Regions from separate parts of the Homo sapiens genome. Here all the other regions are linked to region 1. Evidence: read pairs that join two places in POLR2A ChIA-PET (ENCODE). Cell type or tissue: MCF 10A. All regions are shown on one strand. Each heading gives the region's core, and the rest is flanking DNA. Links, peaks and the distances in the headings are about the cores only. Region 1 overlaps SGMS1 (sphingomyelin synthase 1). Region 2 overlaps SGMS1 (sphingomyelin synthase 1). Region 3 overlaps SGMS1 (sphingomyelin synthase 1).

Region 1 (6,966 bases), core at 1,211-6,210:
TGTACTCTGAACCTAAAGTAAAAGTTAAAAAAAAAAAAACTGAAATGTTGCACAAATAAATTATTACTGTACTCAAAAGATGGCAAACTTATAAATGATTAATTTGTAATGTCAAAAGTTTTCTGTCTATGTAATTAGAAAAACAAAATAGAATCTAGCTATATCCATTTAGAGAGTCTTAATCAAAGCCATGGTTTCTTTATGGGTTTAAAAAATAATAAACATCATCATGACTTAGATTTGAGTCCATTTCTTCTAAACATAGTATACAAGTGCACAGTCTTTCACCTAACTGTACAAGGTCGCGAGGTAGCAGTGATACCTCTGGGTTCTACTGGTGACTAGGTTCTACTGAGACGTGAACTGCATACCAGCAGAGCTGTCTTCCTCAGGATCCATGAAGACCAGCCCAGCAAGCGCCATGCAAAGGACAACACTACCAGAAAGTGTACCTTCATAACATCACCAGGGCACAGTCCAAGTGTTATTTCAGAAACAAGAGAAAGAAAAGTCAACAGACAAAAGGTAAATAATTGAAAAACGAACATGACAACAAAGTATGGGAGTGAAATGGTATGATGTCTGGGATTTGTCTTAAAATACTGCCCCTCTTTCCCCAGAACTAAGTAGGGGAAAGGGAGAGAGAGAACAAGAATCCAGAAAGTTGATTGTTAATGCTGGGAGATACGGATATGGAGTTCATTCTACTATTCACTTTACATTCTGTGTTTTTTTAAACTGCCATAATAAATTATCTTTAACTTGAAATTTAATCTGGTATGAACCCAATTTGGTTAAAAAATAATACAAACATAAAGCATCCAGAAAGTTTTTTTTTTTTAATGAACCAAAAAATTTATGTTGGGTGGTGGGATGAAATTAAAGAATAAGTCAACTGACTTCACAAAACTGCTGAGCAGAGGAGCCACTATTTACAGCAAGCAGCTCTTCCCACCAAGTCTCACACATACACCAACATTTACTGGGGCCACCATCTTATTAATAATCTACCCATGCATACAGCATTCCTTGAACAAAGTGGGACCTAACCCTGAAAGGGCACCCAAATATTACCCACGTTACACTCTCTATGGGAGGGCTTTATCCACTAGCCCTTTCCTCAAAGAAAGAAAAATACGTCCAATTTCTCAGACTAAAGAAACCAGGTCAAGTCAACAGGAGAAGAGAAAGGAAAGGCAAAAAGATCCAACCCTGACGCACAAGAATGACTCACATTAGACCGATGATAAAAACCAAAGAAGCACAAATCACTGCCTGTCACTTAACGGGAAGATACCTGCTAAAGCTTTACTCTGTATTTTCTCAACCTCTCCTTATTTCCTTACTAGATCCAAAGGCATACAAGACAAGCAGGAAATATATAAGGAACTCCATTATGGCAGATAAGGAGGCACGTCAGGCAATGACACACCATTCCTAGTAACTCCATTTCATAAAGGCACTGATCTGTCACCCACTGATCCCCAGGGCTGATTAAAGGCAATGAGTTCTGAGACCAATTACTAGAGGTATCTACAGAGACTGTGGACCATTTCTGAAACCTGTCCCACAAAAAGACAAAAGATTTTCTTGGCAAAATATTTCTATATTATTAATAGTAAAAACAACCAAGATTCAGGTGATAGCAGCTTTGGCTGATCAGGACAACTTAAAAGATTTTGCAGATGAGCTGGCAAAGGTCCAAGCCCCAACCAAGGGGATTCTTCGATCGTGCAAGTCCTAGGGACACTGTGCTCAGTTTATCTTCCTAGGACAAGGTACTCATTACCCAAATGTTCAGACTCCTGACCTTTGCCAAGTGAGTCATATATCCTATCTCTATATAGATACCACAAAAGGAGTGGAAAAAACTGCCATACAAGCCAATTCCCTAGGCTGAAGGCAGAAATTACTTAAATCCCATTCTGACATCTTTCTGCTTTGAGTTTTAAGAGAAGTTTTCTTTAAAACAACTAGTCTGTTCCTATCTTACAGATAATGTGACTCTTGTGATGTTTTCCTTTGGCCACCAGGAATCCCTGAGCCAAATGTTACAGGCCAAATCTAGCAACTGGATTGAACTTAAAGATTCAGTGATGATATCTGAAGAGTCTTAGCGTTTGTGTCGTGTTTCCTAAAACAAAGACTCCATCATAAGCCATGTGAATTCCTACTTCAGGACGGACAAGAGTCAGAAGTGGTAATACAGGGAATGGCATAAGTGATTTTCCCTTGACACTACAGATGCGTTCTGAACCATATTTTATGACACCTGACAAAGCAGAATTTGTCAAGCCTTGTTTAAGAGTCCCAGTTGGAGCACCCAGTTGGAAACCCCATTTGCCATTCAATTACCCATAACTGTCAATAGTGTTGATTTTACAATGTGTGGTTTTGAAATAGATCTGCACAAATTCTGGTGCCAGGCACCAAGAAATGGAAATCAAAATAAATCTGAGGTTATATGAAATAAATATGCAATAGCAAAAACAAGTTTTTTAAATAACTGCCTTTGCCTTTTGTTTTAATTCATCTAACTTAATTTCAGGGGCAGAAAAACAAGTCAAGTTTACAATGACTTTCAGGCTGTTAGACCCTAATACTCTAAGTTGTTTTTTTCCAGGATTTTGCTTTTCATTCAACAACAAATTGTTTAGCAACTAATAACTGGTCTGAATTCTTTCTGCCTATCTAAAAAGTAAAAATATGGAAGTTGATGACTATGATTAAGCTTTTTAAAGTAATGAACCAGATTAACAAATCACTATACCATCACGAACTAATCATCATATACAGAATAATTTCATAATCTGCCCACTCCTTTTTGCTTTTACATAACAGGAAGAGCTTGGCAGGAGATCTCTGGCAATACTTTGCGTGAGCTCACATCTAACAAGCTTGTCCCTTTAACAAGAGCAACATCAAGCCCCTGAGGGTGATAAATCAATTTCCTGCCCTCTCTGATCATACTGATTTTGTGTGTGTGTGATTAGACACCTCCCCAAGAAAAAAAACACCTTCATGGTCGCTGTTATGATTAGTATATTGAATGTTTACAATTCTAGGTGCAACTCATAGTAAAAATCAAATCACACGAGTTGTTGGGATCCCTGTAATAAATAGCTCCTTCAAGCTATTAAGGAGCAGGTGTAGCATTTGACTACAGTTAAAGTGCTCTTAAACAATTCTACTTGACTCTCACACTGGATTAGTTACCCCTCACTCAGACATACTGATGCATGTGGATGATTAAGCAACTGCCCGCTGTCATTAGTATTAGCCAACCTAAGCTTGGCAACTCTGCTCCCATTAGTCAATATGCAATGCTTACCAAGACTCACTGTATTTGTCTCCAAACCTGCTTGTTTCCATTATTACATAATTTAAATAAATATTGAGTAATCAATGAAACTGGAGTCTGGAAAGAAAGTGAGCTGTTATTTCCACAAAACTAAATTGAATGCTTTAGAAAGACTTGATAAAGGTAAACAGTCTTACCAAAAGATTGCTGCAAAATTAGAGGTGGTTGAGACAACTTTAATATTCTTACGAGGAAAATGTAACTTAAAATGTGGAAGGATTCAGTATTGGGCTGCTTTGAAGTTTTGATGTTCCGGCATCACTTTAAAGAAATAAAGACTGGACATCGATGAAGGATTATGGGTGGGGCTTGTGCAGGAAAGACAAGAAATGGCACAAATCAGAGGACCCATATTCAAAAGAAAATTCCTTGACACTACATAAAACATTGAGAAATCCTAAACATTTCTGTTTCTAAAGTTAATAAAATGTTTATGGTGGGTATGTATACTGCTGAAAAAGTTATTTCCACCCTTAACCGATTCATCATTCATCTGAGGATCCCAATTCTACTGAAAGAGGAACTAAACCAAGGTCTGGACCCTCCAGTGCATTTCCTCCCTTTCCATGATGAAAAACGTTAACAAAACCAGAAGGGGAAAAGTTAGCCTTTGGTGAAATCTTGCCCTCCTTTTAGTGGCTGTCTCCTCAGGAGTCTTTGCTTCTCTGAGCCCTCAGGGTGGGGCTCCCAGTCCCACCCCTCTAGAGGTCCAAGCTTAAAGACTACCTCTTCTCCTCTCTTTACTTCCCACGTGCAGCCCCCATTATCTTAAGTCCAGGTATTCTCAGCTAGGAGTTGAGCAAAGCAAGGCAAAAGTCAACCCACACAGTAAGGTACATTTCTCTTCCCTAGGATGTTTTGCATTTCAGAAGGTCTATGTTCCACAACTGTAAATGCCTCCAGTTCAAGAGTATACAAAAGAGAAGTGAAAAAATTCAGGACCGTGGAAGGGGGGATATTTTGGAACTAGAGAGAGGAAGGAACATGTTAATCTTAAGACGAATTAGTTACAAATAGAAAGAATTAGACTAACTCCATCTGTTTTTGTTTGTTTGTTTGAGGAAGTGTTGACCTTTCCAAGCCAGTTTCCCTGTCTATAAAAATATGGATACCATCACCTGACTCACAGGATTAAATGAGATAATGAGCTGCAGAGTACCTAGTAGAGTCTAGGCACACAGCAGGTGCTCACCAATCATGGCTGCTTTTAGCAGTCTGTCTTCTCACATCCATCCCCACCCCACCCACAAGTGGCATTATTTTTCACATCTTCCTTCCCCCAATTTCTATACCCAAAGATTCTTTTAAAAGTAGCTAGGTCCCCTCCCCTCAATGCATCCCAACAGCGGCAGCCTCCAGTGTTCTGTTAAAAAGAAAGCTGTGTGGTGAACCGGCGGTGTTACTTGAAGATAAGCACTCCACCCTTCTGCACACTCTCAGGAGCTCAAGTACGGGACACTCAAAATGTGAATATCCGTTGGTTGATTTGTACTATCAAATTTACTCAAAATTAATGTGCAGTAAGATCAAAAGCAAAAAAAAAATGCTTCTTCTCTTTGCATGAGTACTCCCAACCCATTCTCTTCAAATGAATCATCATCTAAGATCTCTGATGTAGTTGCTAGATTTAGAGAACTTGTACATTCTTTGCAAATGGCAGATAACTGCCCTTGAGGAGATGGTTAGCAGCACTCTTAGACAGAGGACTCACTCAGTGTAGGGCACTCTGCAGGACCAGGTAGGATAGATACGTGGTCTCTGTGGGTGTCTAAGTTGTCACTCCCCAGTTCAAGGATCTAGAACCTCAAATCATACACATGCACAATAAAGCAAGATGAAGATGTTAAAGAGGACAGAAGAAACCAAGTATGGTTAGCTGGTCTTAGAAAGGAGACAGGCATGACACCAAAGCAGAGGAGAAGGCGTGCAAGGCAGATAAAGTCAGTTTGCTTTAGCAACATCCTGGCTACACACACAACTGATCACAGCTCACTCTCTCGCCGAGAGAGAAAATGCCTATGTTTAAAAGTTCTGAAGAACAAAGTGTCTGGGTTTATTTAGATGTCCACATCTCTTTGCCTCTGTGCATCTGAGTTATCTCTTCTGGATAAGCATCAGTTGCTATATATTGCTTTGGTTTTTCCTTTAGAAGACAAACACAAGTTGAGGAAGCTGCCTTTCCCGTTTGCCAATGATGATAAAATGCAACAGCTGTTACTTAAGCAACCATTTAGGTTTCAGAGGTATTGAAGATAAATCTGTTATTTCTTCTAAAGAAAAGCTTTTTCCTCTTGAGGTGTTAATTACTGATTTTAAATAAGTCACTAAAATCAAGTAAGTTATGTGACCTACGAAGGGCTGATGGTGACAGAATCTGCCTGAAATAGGTAGAGTGGCACCTAAGAACTCTGCCTCTAAGCCATTTCGCCGCTCTTCAGCATGTGACTTGGGAATGCCTTCTACTTATAGATACATTTCAAAAGGCTACACACAGAAAGTTTTCCGTCCCTGACTTTGTACTCTGGTGTGCTAAGATTTTAGTATATAGTTAATATCATTCTGCAAATTTTTTCTCTCAGTAATAAAGTGAGGCAGACAAGTTTGGTGGTTATTTTTCCACTCTCTCGGAGCTTCTTAAAAAGTAGAGGTCTTCAGAAAACAGTAATTATTCACGTGCAATGACAAAAAATAAATAAGCACACCATATAAAAACAATCAGGCTCTAAACAGATGTATAAATGCAGGGAGTAGACATCTAAAATACTTTCAGGAACTATCAGATGACTTCAAAATATGATCATATCATCAGATTTTGAAATATTAAATAATGAAATGAAATTATCCTAACCTTTAAAAAATATTAGCTTTTAATCCAAACTGGTTTATAAAGGCAATAAAATAATATTTTAAAAATTATTTTAATAGTACAGAGTTACTTAATCCAAAAGAATTGCAGAACGTTTGTAAGCAATTTGAAGCTAACAATACCGGTGTTGTAAGTTGGGATGTGATGTCATAAGTGAGAACTTTTCAGTGTTACTTCTCATGGGGGGAGGTTCTGGTAAGTTTTTGCTATATTTTGGTAGCAAGTCTTCTGAGAAATCAATGCATATTCAGTTCTCAATCAAACCAAGCCAAGAATAACAATTACTATCAAGCCACCACATGAAGAAATTAACCAAACAAGCTTAACAGTTCTCTTGTAATATGGCAAGTATTACCAAAGAAGCCTTATAAACAGAGAAGCAGTTTGTCTCTATGGAATGGAAAAAATATATATATTATTATTATTATTCAAGACAGTACCCTAATATAATAGACAGTTCTAGCTAGGAGTTGTATATAGGCCAAATTATTCAAAAGAGTAAGAAAAGAAATACTACTTATGGATATCAAATTCTTAAAAGTGACAGGTTATATGAAATGTCCAGGACCGGAAACACTTTAGAGACAGAAAGTAGATTAGTAGTTGCCTAGGGCTCGGTGTGGAAGTAGAGATTAAATGTAAAAAGATAAGAGAGGAATCTTATCTTTTAAGAACCGATGGAAATGTTCTAAAACTGGTTTATGGTGCTGGTTGTAGAACTCAGTAAATTTACTGAAAA
Region 2 (6,966 bases), core at 1,193-6,192, 210 kb after region 1:
CTATTGTGCTCCATTAAGTAAGGGCCTAACACTACTCATCAGATGTAGTACAGGTTGGATACCCTCTTTCCAGAATGCTTGGAACCAGAAGTATTTTGGATTTCAGGAATTTTTGTGATTTTGGATTATTTGCATATACCTAATGAGATATTTTGGGAATGGGACCCAAGTCTACCCATTAAATTCATTTATGTCTCCTATCCACCTTCTACATATAGCCTGAAGGTAATTTTATATGCGATATTTTTAATAACATTGTGCATGCAACAAAGTTTTGACTGTGTTTTGACTGCAACCCATCACATGAGGTCAGGTGTGAAATTTTCCACTTGTGGAGTCATATTAGTGCTCAAAAAGTTTTGGATTTTGGAGCATTGCAGATTTGGGATTTTCAGATTTGGGATGCTCAACCAATACCCATTCTCTGGACACTTTATTCTTCTCCTGATACTCGCCTCTGATAACAGAGTTCAGGTAACTCTGAATCACCTTGTTTTAATCTCTCCAAACACTGTTCCCACTGCTGAGCTGTCAATCAATGATCCTGTCAGCCTAGAAAACCCTGCCCCATCTCTGCTTCTTCAAGTTCATTCCAATGCCTACTTCCAATAACCAGCCACTCTGTGGCTCTGCAAATGCAGGGAGAATGTTCTGCTTCCCACAGGAGCTACTTCTGAATTCACCTGTCCTACCTTATGTCATAGCATTTAAAGTTCTTTCAGGGTAGTCCTTATTTAACTCAGTCCTTATTTAACTAACACTTGTGTCACTGGCTGAACCAAGCATGATACTTCTCCCTGTTCAATATCTTTTTGTGTGTTATATCAGGGGAAGAAGGGAGAAGAAGGCTACTGGAGAAGATGCACAGTGTTTATTTGGAGCCTGCCTACTAAACACTTATCAGGCACTCTCCTAGGCATGAGAGGGCAATGACTGAGACAGCAAGGTCCCTGAACTTACACTGAAAATGTGATGTTTATTTTTCTAAATAAATAAATATGCACACATACATAAAGCAAACACATCAAAAAGTTAACATTTGATAAAACTGGAAGCTGGATATATATGCATTTATTGTATTATTCTCAGTAGGTTCCTGAACATTTAAAATATTTTAACAATAAAAAAATTTGTAATGAGAAGAAAATAAACATAAAGCCTCTACTCTCTGTGGAAAGAACTGCTTTGTCAGACTAACTTATTTCCAAAGTGCCAGGATAGAGAAAATTTTACAGTGATCTATTTTGTTTTTAACATCATGCTCCACAGCAGACAAAACAATCAGGAGAAAAGGTGAAAATGAACGAGTTTAGACAATGGAATTCAATTCAGCAACACAATGAGGTTCTCAGCCAGTCTAGGCTGTCTTCATTTCCAACTCCTTATCCTCTGCAATGTTAAATGATAAAATAAAATACCAGAAAAACATAACCACATTCTAAAACCTTTTGCCTCTGAAGAGGAAGCCCTAATAATAACCACTACCATTTTATTCTACATCTACAGTGTGCTGGGGTCTTACAAACATGATCCCCTAATAAACCTGTAGGATGAGCTTTTTACAGATGAGGAAGTTAAGATTCAAACAACTTAAGTAATTTCCTCAACATCCATTGGTTCCATTGCTGGTGAGAGGCCGGAGCCCAGGCTGCGCACCACCAGGGCTGAACCGTGGGTAACAGAGCTAGCTTCCAAATCTCTCTCTGCCGAGAGTCAAACACCTTGGTTTTGTTTTCATTTAACCATGATGCACACCTCTCACTATCTGATACTCCTTCTCTTACTTATCGTAAACTTCTGGGCTCCCACAAAGGAGTGGATCTTACACAGAGAAAGCAGTCTCTAGTAGTAAATTCAGTAAATTTAAAAAACACACACACACAAAATCCAAGAAATCACAGTCTTGAGATACAGTATCAAAAACCGTACCTCCAAATGGTAACTCAAGGCAACAAAAAAATTGAGGGGTAAAAAACTAAATTGCACAACACACTGCAGTCATCAAAGAAACACTGCATGATTGTTTTAAATTGAACAGCCTTAACCTCTGAAGGGACCTTAATGTTGTAGTCAGCAACAAACCTGTGAAAAGAAAAAGAATTGGTAAAATCACTTTCTAATGTTATGTATCTTTAAACACTTGTGACTGTGAAGAGTGTACAAAATTTATCTTCCACATGTAGACAGAGGGGCAGGACAAGCTAGAGCATACATAAACAGGTTAAGATTTTATTATTTACTAAATTTTCAAAAATGTAGAATAACATTAAACTTGAAATACATGCCATTGTTTATTCTAGTAGGAGTTACATTAACCATTCTGGAAACAAAATATAGATCAGAAAATGAGAAAAGTCAGATTTAATCTAAACGTCAACATTTCTGACCCCTAGAGTTTATTCCTAAAATAGGGGCCTCAGTGCAAAAACGGCACTGTACACTTTGCTTTTCTATCACTTCCTCCTGCACAGTCTAAGCTCTGATGACAGCTCTCAGACAGTAAGGAAACTGCTGAGTCAAAACCACATAATCAGAGCCCTCCACCAGCTGGACCCTCATAAACCTGACACCCCACCCAAAAGAAAGCAAACTGGTCCCCCACATGAGCCTGCACGTAACAGGCTGCTCACCACCAGGGCTGAACCGTCGGTGAAATTTACATGTGCAACCCAAGCAGAGGTTCCAGGGACGGTGTCTAAAGAAGAACTATTAGGAAGATAAGAGAACCAGAACTGTAGAGAGCCACCAAAAATGCACAACATATAACAGACTCCAACAGCAAACAGGCAATTATTTGCCTAGACGTCTGATACAGTGCCAGGTTAGCTCACTGCACTTGAAATTTTAACGGCACAAAAGAACCGCAATTATCTTTTTTCCCAGAGACACATTTCTTTGATTACATCTTGCATGCTGAAATAAAAAATTTATTCAAACAGTTTCAAGGTTATTCTTTGGAATGGAGTATTTGACTGATTGCCAAATGTATAAATTATATGACTAAGTATTAAACATGTGTGTTTACTTTGTTCCAGAGGTCACCTATTTAAATCAAGGACTTAAAAAGTCCTCGATTGATCAACTCCACAAAAAAGAAGAAAGATTATTTATCCCTATAAATCTACACATACACCCATCAGTAAAAAGACCAAGACAGACTCCAAAAAAATGACTAAAAAGATCATACAAGAAATATAAATATAACACAATACACAATGCTGTCAGTAAACTCACCGATAAGCCTCCATCTTCAGATAGATCATGTGCCTTTAGAAAATGTGAGCAATGTAAACAAACAGATTTGACTGGCATTGTTTAAAACCACCAGTTAGTCACATTTGATTTTTATCAGGCCTATAACGGTACAAAACATTTCACTTCTGTTACTACAAAGCTGGAAGCTAATTTCAATTTCCTACATCTCCACAAAAAAGCACCTACAGACATGTCACTGCAAGATGCCCAGGCACCACAAAACCCCGGACCACTGCATGGAGTCAGTGGGGAGCATACTGCTCTATATTCTCCATTGGGCCTCCCCTACCACCCAGATTTGGGAAAAAATACAAATTAAAATCAAGGGAGCTTGCTGTGCAAACACAGCCTGTAGCTCAGAACCTCAGCCCCACTTCCAAACAGAATGTCATCCATAAACAGAAATTCCAGAGCTGCCACAGTGAGACAGGCTCACAGAGAAGCATACCACTGAAATAAATCATATCTGCATATCCAGTGAGCATTTAACCAGCTCAGAGTGAACTAAGGAACCAAACACTACTGCCAGATTTTCCCTCCTAAGGTACTGACAAGTAAGAGCTATCAGAGCAAAAGATATGAAAACACCGGCTGTTTTCCAACAACCCTGACAGGACTTGCTCAAGGTTGCTGCCAAGTTTGCTGGTGAGACTGCTCTGAAGTATTGTGAAACCACACTCTTGACCTCAGGCAGTACTAATACCTTCAACTAAACACTGTTCAAAGTGGTGGGTGTGTTTATAACTGTAAAGGCAGAATTTCCTTGACCACACAGTGATAAGGCACCCTCTAATAAAACTGATCACAAGAAGGCACATATTTTTATTTTCCTTTTTATTTATACAAATGTATGGGGTACATCTGCAATTTTGTTACATGCATAGATTGCATAGTGGTCAGGTCAGGGCTTTTAGGGTATCCATCCCTCAAATAATATACATCATACTCATTAACCAATTTCTCCTCATCCTCCCCACTTCAACCCCTTCACCCTTCTGAGTCTCCATTATCTATTGTTCCACTCTCTACATTCATGACAAGGAACATATTTTAAGAGACACCTTATTTTCTTTTAAAAAGAGTCTCTTGAAAGATGTTTGTCTTGAACAAATATTTGTACACCTGTGTTCACAGCAGCACTAACCACAACAGCAAAAGATAGAAGTAACCCAAGTGTCCAATGACAGATGAATGGATAAACAAAATGTGGTATATCCATACCATGGAATATTAAAAAGGAAGGAAATTCTGACACATGCTACAATATGCGTGAACTCTGAAAACATTATGCTAAGTAAATCAAGCCAAATACTAAATAGTTCCACTTATATGAGGTACATAGTCAAATTCGCATATACAGAAAGTAGAACAGTGGTTTTCCAGGGGCTAGGGGTAAGAAACAATGGGAATGATTGTTTCATGGGCATAGAGTTTCAGCTTGGGATGAGGAAGTCATTCTGGAGATGGATGGTGGAGATGGTTGCACAACAATTTGAAGGTACTTAATGCCACTGAACTGTATACTTAAAAATTGTTAAAATGGTACATTTTGTGTATGTGTATTTTACTATAATCAAAAAAGATGTTTGTACTTGTTTAAAGTATAGATTTGGAATAGTAGAAATATTTTAAAACTATAAAAATACAACATATATTTCTATGCATATTTAAGAATCTACCAAAGTTGTCTTCAGCTTCCACACTTGGCGAAAATCTGACCTTCAGTCTCAGTCTGGAAAGCTAAAGAGCAGGATGCATTCTTCAAATGTCACTTCTGGCATCCTTGAACTGATGTATGATCAATGATTGCATCACCGTGTAAGTAAACATCACAACAGCATGACGTCAGTGATATGAACAAGGCATTATATTTGAATATCTGCTGTTAGTATCCAAAGACTCATTTTCAAATGTCGGTGAACATTCCAGATGTATCCTAGAATCTCCTGCATCCATCAGCAAACTATATGACACTCAAGATTTTGTCACGTACTTACCAAAGATGTTCAAAGATGGAATGTCTGGTTATTATATAACAAAGCTCAGCTCTAGCATTGTACTTTTTTTTTTTTTTTTTGAAACAAGGTCTCACTCCATCACCCAGGCTGAAGTGCAGTGCCATAATCACAGCTCGCTGCAGTCTCAACTTCTTGGGCTTAGGTGATCCTCCCACCTCAGCCTCCCAAGTAGCTGGGACTACAGATGCACACCACCACACCCAGGTAATTTTTTTTTTTTTTTTTGGTAGAGATATGGTTCTGCTATCTTGTCAAGGCTGGTCTCAAACTCCTGGGCTCAAACGATCCACCCACCTCGGCCTCCCAAAGTGCTAGGATTACATGTATGAGCCACTGTACCTGGCCTAGCATTGTACTTTGTGTATAACAGCATTGACATGGCAAGTCTACTAACAATATTAAAGAGCATGCTTACTAACAGTCAATGGTTGCTTGCAGGGAAAGCAGTCAATTGTTGAAAACTGAGGGTACCTTGAGAGGGCAAACATTTGTCACATATTACCTCTGCAAAGATTCTTCTGTCATTCTTCTCCAGGGAAGATATTGAAATTAGTGTGCAGGCAGTGAAAGCTAAGATGCAGATGGAGATTCCAAAACAGCTCTGTTATCTTGAAAGCCAATTTCATTTCTCTACAGCCACACTTTTAGAGCCAAAGCTTAAGGATGCATTTTTCTCTCAACTGGTTGTGTGAAGCAGCAAGTGAGTACAAAAATATCAGGGAAAAATGTGTAGAAGGACAACAATTTCACTTCTGCTTCTGAGATTATCCAGATATATTCTCCTTCAAACAGTGCACAAAGCTGGGGTTAGGAAATACTAAAATGAAACCACATCATCATTGCCAAGAAAATCTTCAGGTCCAGGAGTCACAGAGAAGACAAGTCAGTTATATGACAAAAGATTAATAAGTTGGAAAGAAACTACCACTCATATTGTATTACATGGACAGAGCCAGCAAAAATAATAATATAAAAACAAACTAAACAAATAAGTAAAGGCCTTGCTCCTCCCTCCTCCAACTCAGATCAAAGTCAACATCCACCCAGTATCACAAACATTAACAGCACTGATCGTATATGCTAAGAAATCAAGTCCCTGTACCACAATGCCAAATTCTATTTTAATAACAAAACTGTAATAATGTTTATAAAATGTCAAACTTGTACTTGTATCCCAGAAGTCCATTCTAGGACAGCAAGATTTAGCTTTGGCAATACTATTCCTTTCAGCATTCCACCTTTCAGCATTTGATCAAAATGTGCATTTGGTGAACATCTAATATTTATAGAAAATAGATCAGAGAGATATACACCAAAATGATAACAGCAGTTATCTATGTGTAATAGGGTTATTACTATTATTTTAACTTATACATTTTCTAAATAAAGGAGGAAGAGCAAGAGGGGAAAGAGAAGGAAAAGGGTAAGAGAAGAGGAGGAAGAGAAATAAGAAAAAGAAAAGTTGTCCTTGAAAGAAAACCCATCTGGCTAAAAGGCTAGTGCAGAGCAGCCTTGGGCGGTCAGCACAGGCTGTACACCACAAGATTTCAGGGGACGCTACTCAGTGCCCACTCCTCAAACACTGTGCTGAAGCCACCCCACCCTTACACCTCAGCCTCCCACAGTGCTGGGAGAGAAAAGAGAGTTTCAAGGAAGATAGTATTATCATCGAAATTTAATCAGTGTGATATCT
Region 3 (6,966 bases), core at 839-5,838, 110 kb after region 1:
GCGAATGAAAGGGGTTCACAATTATCTAAAACTTAAAAAGGCAACTATTTCCATTATGTATTTTCTACATTTTATATAAAACTTTATATTATATACAAAAGTACTCTGTTACATTTTTAAGTAGGTAGAATGCTTGGTGAAATACGTTTGATTTTTTCCTCTTTTCTGAGTTCATTAAGGAAATTAATTTGCAGAGATAATTCTATATGATTCACACGCAGACCAAAAAAAATTAGCAGGCAATTCTTGAGCTAAAACAGCTTGTAAATAAACATCATGAATATGGACAAAATGTGAACACCCACAAGGCAAGTAGTGAAGAATTCCACCTACATAAATCTAGTGAGTCATACTTTAATTCAACAAGTTGTCTCTGAGTCCTGATAGGGCGTTCTGTCCTATGTTTGGTGCCACAGGAGTTTCCAGAAACCTCAAGATTAGGGCCCTACTTTCAAAGAGGTTAGACAATGTGGTAAGATGTTAAAATTCATGGTATCATTGAAACCCTAAGAAAAATTCTTAAATTACTTTTTAGATAATAAGACATGATTATAAAAACAATTAAAATTTTAAGTATGGGTATTCAGCCAAACTGCACATCTTGCTTCACTGTCCATCATTGTTGTATGTTTGCTGGGGAAAGGGAGGAGTTGGGTTTTTTTTCATTTGTTTCTTTGAGCAGAGGGCCTCCCTTGTGGACAGAGACTATGTTTCCACAATGTACTGTGTTTGCAATTTAGAAATATGTGGGGTTGGCCTTGCCTGCTGGCTGTCAACAGGAACTGAGTGCCCAGGCCCCTGGCTGTTCTGCCACAAAGTCCCTCCTCCCCCAGAGGCCTCTCACCTGACAAGATAGCTATCTGTAGCTATAACTGATCAAAACTGCTTACCTAGGTAATCATCTCTACTGCCTGCAAAAAGATGACTCTTGAATTTCCACCTCCAGCCTCTCCCCACACAAAGATGATTTACAAATGAGGAAAGAAAAAAAAAAAAAAAAACCAGCACAGCAGGAGAAGTCAGTAAAGAACACTACTGGTCCAGGCTCCTCCCTAACTGAGCTTCCGAGGGAAGTAAGGGAGAGGAGAGGTGCCATCCCACTGAGAGCCCAGTTCCTTCTACCTGCCCATGGAAGGGAAGAAAACAAACTTACCAGCATGCTGACCCTACCCTTCTCTCTATCTGGAAAGTTTAGTCTTTTAGGCATACCCACAGAGCAGCAAATATCTGCCCACATTTCACATTTTCCTAATGAGTTTGTTCTTAAATTCACCAAAATTTTAGTATTCTACTCTTTAAAATTGTGCAGATACAAAATTTTGTCACAGGAAAATATTAGGGAAAAAAGAAGAAGAAGAAATACTTTCCTTTTCAGTCCCCAGGTCTCTAACATCAAATGTATTTATGTGGATGCCCTCAAGACCTCACAGCCTTTTTCTAAAGGAAGTAAAAATTTGCAACTTTATAAATGTACATCAACTTTTCCATTTTAAAAATAGTCCCCAAAAGTGGACTGATTTGTTACTGGTCAGAAAATGAACGTATCACCCAAAAAAAATTCTCAGCACAGATCCAATCTCTCCCATGATGCAAACAGAAAGAAAGATACAGTTAAGCACAACCCAAAATGTAGTGAAATAAAATATCATATGAAACCATGACCGATACAAAAAATGGCTGCCAGAGAAAATTCCTTAAATCTCCAAAGAATCATTTTCTCCAACCCTACCTAGCATGGGAAGAACCACCTTAACTGAATGTGAGAATCCTTTATTCCTTAAAGACATGTGAACTCTATTTGTAATGTCTACAGAAAGCTCAGCCCTGGGAGTAAAATTTTAGATGTTCATCTTCCCTTGTCACTGATGGGGAAATGATTACTTACTACCTGGGCCAGAGAGGGAAAATGAACTTGCAGGCTTATGTGAAAACAGCAAAATGCTGTTTTTCTAGAAGAGCTGATTAGGAACACGCTAATTGTCCTAAGTGTAGCGGAGTGAGACCTTGCTCCCTAGTTCCTGTCAGGCCTCTGAGCCCAAGCTAAGCCATCATATCCCCTGTGACCCGCATGTACACATCCAGATAGCCGGTTCCTGCCTTAACTGATGACATTATCTTGTGAAATTCCTTCTCCTGGCTCATCCAGGCTCTAAAGCTCCCCTACTGAGCACCTTGTGACCCCCACTCCTGCCTGCCAGAGAACAACCCCCTTTGACTGTAATTTTCCTTTACCTACCCACATCTTATAAAACGGCCCCACCCCTATCTCCCTTCGCTGACTCTCTTTTCGGACTCAGCCCGCCTGCACCCAGGTGAAATAAACAGCCTTGTTGCTCACACACAGCCTGTTTGGTGGTCTCTTCACACGGATATGAGTGAAAGTTCCCAGCTCGTGGAGGAGAGAAGAGCAGTTCTGTGGGTTTGGCCTTAGACGACAAAGGCTAGGGTTCACTGCCCCGTGCAGACACAGTCCACAGGCACTGTCACTCTGACAGCCTGATATCACTAGGGCCTGAGAGACTGGGCAAGACAGAGGGCTGTCAACATATGTTGACCACGTCACTGTCTGCACTTAACAGAGCAGATTATCAAGATCGTAGAAGTTTTGTACAGAGAAAAAATGAAGGCCAGGCTAGCTGAGTGATTTACGCTGACTGACACTATGCAACTTTGTGGCTACACATCCTCTCGTGTTTTATAAGCATGTTCTACCTGCATCGATATGAGAGAGGATTCTGAATGAGATGGCCTACATAAACAGTGCCCATAGCTCCTGTCTGAAAATTGAGACACAGTCTGACAAGTATAAACAGACATCTGGAATTCATCATGCAGGGTACCTGAAACCAGGACAGGCTCAGAAAATGCAGGGTGTGTCATCACCCTACCTACCTCACTAGGCTCCCAGGCCCCTCCCCTGGAGAGCTGATTCAGTAAGTCCGGGTGGTGCCTGAGAATCTATATTTTTAATAAGTGCCCTGAGGAAATTCTTAAGCTTAGGTAAGTTTGGGAAACACTGGATTGGACTAATTATACTTTGTAACACTTAGCTTTCTCAAGATAGTTCCTACCTTTAAATCCCATTTAGCACTGTCATCAGTTATGTTAGCTTATAAATGGTAACAATAAATGAATTTTATTTTATCTTAATCCCCCAAATAACATAATTTTGATAATATCCATTTTAAAGAAAGAAGTTAAGTAATTGTGCAAGCTCATACAGGTAGTAAGTGACAAAAGGCAATTCTCCAGGAAGAAGGATGGGAAGATGGGGTAATAGGGAGGGAGAGGCAGGGATTTAAACAGAGATCTAACTCTAACAGCTATACTTGTAACCACTATATACACAGCCTCCTATACAAACATCAATCCTGTTCATTTTTTTTTTAAAGTAATGGCGGTTGACTTATTTCTAAAAGTCAAAAAGGTTTAGAAAAACATTTCTGAGTTATTATTCCTTTCTGGCTATACAGAGACCCAAAGATCCAAAAATATCTCTTAACAAATTGTTTTTATCGACTGCTGCTCTCAAATTTCCCTTTTGATGAAGTTTTGATCCTAGCCTCCATACCTCTCCCCAGTAGTAAAAAGATACAATAAAAAAGTCAACAGCTTGGCCAAGTGCAGTAGCTCACGCCTGTAACCCCAGTACTTTGGGAGGCCAAGGCAGGAGGCCAGGAATTCGAGACCAGTGCAGGTAACACGGCAAAACCCCATCTCTATAAAAAGAAAAAAATACAAAAATTAGCTGGGTGTGTTGGTGTGTGCCTGTAGTCCCAGCTACTTGGGAGGGTGAGGTGGGAGGATGGCTTGAGCCTGGGAGGTAGAGGCTGAAGTGTGCTATGATTGTGCCACTGCACTCCACCCTGGGCAACAGAGTGAGACCCTGTCTCAAAAATAAATTTAGAAAATTAAATTAAAAAGTCAACAGCTCCTCCCATAGAAACAATCAGAGGAATTACAATAGGTTATAATTTAGCCCCAAAATCTAGTCAATACCAGATAGAGGGGTAGATTTTTATACCAATTTATAACGAACAAAAGTCATATTCAAACATTTTTCTAGCTGCTCTGTTCTATCATGCCTAACACTGAAATTTTTTAAAAGAAGAAAATCCATCTTTTCCATTCTTCCTGCCTTAAAAAAGACCTGATATGTCAAGTGAACAGTACTTCTACACCCTTCTCCTCTCCAGCCTCAGGTTAATTTAAAAAGTCACTCAAGTTTGAAAAGGACACAAAAACTATAACCAAAGGCAAACTCATGATTCTTTCAACAAGTACTTATTGAGGGCTTCTAATATGCCAGGCACTGTTCTAGGTGCTATAGATACAGCAGGGAATAAAACAAAGACCTCTGCCCTCAAGGAGTTCATATGCAGCCAACAGCTCATCAGGCAGTGAAAGGTGCTGCTGAGCCCAAGGGTGCAGGGATGGGAGGGGGTGATGTACCTGAAGTGGTCAGGGAAAGTCTCCCTAACAGGGCCATCTGAGCAGAGGCCCGAGGAATGGGGAGCAAAGCACACCATATCTGCGGGGGGAGAGCATCCTCTAAAGAGAAAGGAGGGTGCCCGGCTGACCCCACTCCCACCCAAACCACAATCCACCAACATTTTCTACCTGCAGACATGGCACCAGCCTTCTCCCAGTTGCTCAGGCCTGAAACTGAGCTGTGATCCTTCCTCTCCCTCCTGATTACTCTATCTTCCCATCCTTCTTCCTGGAGAATTGCCTTCCCCATCTCCCTTGTCCTGGAATACTCTCCTCTTACCCTTCAGACTTCTCACTAGAAGTCATTCCCCCAGAGTGAATTTTCTGATCTCCCCATTACATGTAGATCCTACATTACACACTTATTAAACTTACTACACTCTGTACTTCTCCCAGCACTAGTCACAACTATAATTAAATCATTATTTCTGTAATTTAATGTCTGCTCTGCCTCAATAAACTAATCTCCATGAAGGCAAAGACCATATTGATTGTACTCATTTTTGCATCTCTAGTGCCTGAAAAATAGCCGAGTTCAATAAATATTGGAGAAGGAATTAAGCCTTCCTTCTCATGCTTCCGTGTTCTTGCTCAAAGAAAATTTACAGTTGCATTTTTCCATGGCATCATCTATGCCACACAGATTTCCTTCCTAATAAAAAAAAAAGTTAGGAGCTATGAAAAATCCATACATAGATAATGAAGTCCCTAAGTGAGCCATTCAGACCACGTGTCTGCTCAGTTTCATTTCATATTACAGAATCCTACACTAAAAGGGAAGGCAGCAAAGCAGAGCTGCCCACTCACTCCTAAGATCACACAGGTCACTCCTCCAGGAGCAAATTAAAGGGATGTGCTGCTTGTCCACAATTATCAGAATTTTTTTAAATTAAAGATAATGGGAGCCACTTACTCTGTGACAGGAAGTAAAAAGGCAGTGCAGCAAGCACATACCTCCTAATTTAAATGTTAATAGTGGCCACCATTAGCTGCACCCTTCCCAGGTGCCAGGTACCCTGCTAGGTGCTTCACGCACATGACCTCACTTAACTGAACCCAGTCTTTGCAGCCACACCATGATCCAAATGAATAAGTGCTTCAACCCAGGAATAGGAAGCAATACTGTCGGGCCCCAAAACCCCTGCAAAGCATGTCCATTACAACCCATTGTTCTAGTACCAAATGCACCCAGAATGCTGGTACCGAATGGGAAACACACAGCTGCTCTAGTCCAAACTCCCCCAGGCTTATAGGCCCAGAGAGGGGAAGCAACTGGCACAAGATCACACAGCCCATTGGTAGCTAGGTCTGGCCAAAAGCTCTATCCCTGTCAGGCCATCCTTCTGACAGATCAAACCATTCCTCACAGAGGGTCCCTAAAACCCTGAGAATAAGTGTGTCAAGTCAAGCTTTCCTAAGGAACACTGCAATGTTATAAAAAGCCTAAAGTACCATTTAGAGTTGAGCAAAAGCAAAACAGAAGGACTTTATCTCTTCTTTCTTGCAGCTGCCACTGATCTGAGTTCACACAACAAGCCCCTTTGTCTCTGAGCTCCCATGCAGCTCTTCTGAGCGACAGAAGCCCAGGAACACCAAGGTCCTGGGCTCAGGCCAGCCCAAGCTGAGCGAAACAGGCTAAAATACAGGCGGCTTGGACATTCCTTTATCAAACACTCTGGAGGGGCAGAAAGCACAATTTTGCACACATGATCACACTCTGTACCTACAGTGGAGTGAAATCAGGCCTGAGCCATGGAATTCACCTGTGCACCCTGAACAGCACCCTGATTTTTATGATCCCTGTGGCAAATCCTATCACTTGCATCCAACTGAATTTACCATAGAATCCAACCACCTCTTTTTTTCCTCAAATTAGCCAACTACCAGCCAATAGCCTGGTATAATAACACCACTTACCAGAACCACTGGGCCTGCCAGGCTAGACTAAATCAGCAATTACACGCACTTAGTGACAAGAAGTTCTCATGGAGAAGTCCCCAGATGGCTTCATGCTATCCTCAGGGGCCTCAGGCCCCAATACCCTAATACCCTGGAATGGCAATGCCCAAGAGAACTTATGTTCCAACCAGGGGTTCCAAGCCAGTGGCTCCTCTGGTTACAGTAAGCCTCAGCTTAGTTGGAGACAGGAAGAGAACCATTTAATCCCCCACAACAGATCCCATGAGGGACAATTCATGGGATCTGCTAAAGATGTACCCACTCCCTACTACTGGCCCCAGCAACTCAGCCAGTCTTTGACCACCTCAAGCAATGTATGGGCTCCCCAAAGGTGCTGTGTGACAACAATGCTCTATTTAAAACTACAGTCGTTTATTCTGTGAGTTGTTTTTAAAGTAAAAATCAAATGATAATGTATATAAGAGCACCTCAAACATTTAAAGAGCTAAACAATCCAAGAGTATTCAAAGATTTACCATTTTGGCATGCTAACCACACTTGAGGGCTGAGACTCAG

The links. ChIA-PET counts read pairs that join two places held together with the same protein. Peaks named below come from ENCODE experiments on the same cell type or tissue, not always from the same donor. Only the 100,000 strongest peaks of a DNase experiment are listed, where the experiment ranks them.
Region 2: POLR2A ChIA-PET joins it to region 1 with 6 read pairs; 1 of 35 experiments calls an interaction of 5 or more read pairs at or near these places.
Region 3: POLR2A ChIA-PET joins it to region 1 with 7 read pairs; 3 of 35 experiments call an interaction of 5 or more read pairs at or near these places.

What each region holds. Positions count from the first base shown.
Region 1 is chr10:50,392,165-50,399,130 of GRCh38, forward strand. All of the region lies in intron 6 of SGMS1 (sphingomyelin synthase 1), which reads right to left. Among named protein-coding and RNA genes, the nearest start is that of ASAH2, 140 kb to the left of the region's middle. In MCF 10A, for the core only: no CTCF peak of the experiment used is centred there; DNase peaks (open chromatin) are centred at 1,227, 1,827, 2,867 and 3,297.
Region 2 is chr10:50,601,665-50,608,630 of GRCh38, forward strand. All of the region lies in intron 1 of SGMS1 (sphingomyelin synthase 1), which reads right to left. Among named protein-coding and RNA genes, the nearest start is that of SGMS1, 19 kb to the right of the region's middle. In MCF 10A, for the core only: no CTCF peak of the experiment used is centred there; a DNase peak (open chromatin) is centred at 3,887.
Region 3 is chr10:50,501,323-50,508,288 of GRCh38, forward strand. All of the region lies in intron 3 of SGMS1 (sphingomyelin synthase 1), which reads right to left. Among named protein-coding and RNA genes, the nearest start is that of SGMS1, 120 kb to the right of the region's middle. In MCF 10A, for the core only: no CTCF peak of the experiment used is centred there; a DNase peak (open chromatin) is centred at 2,889.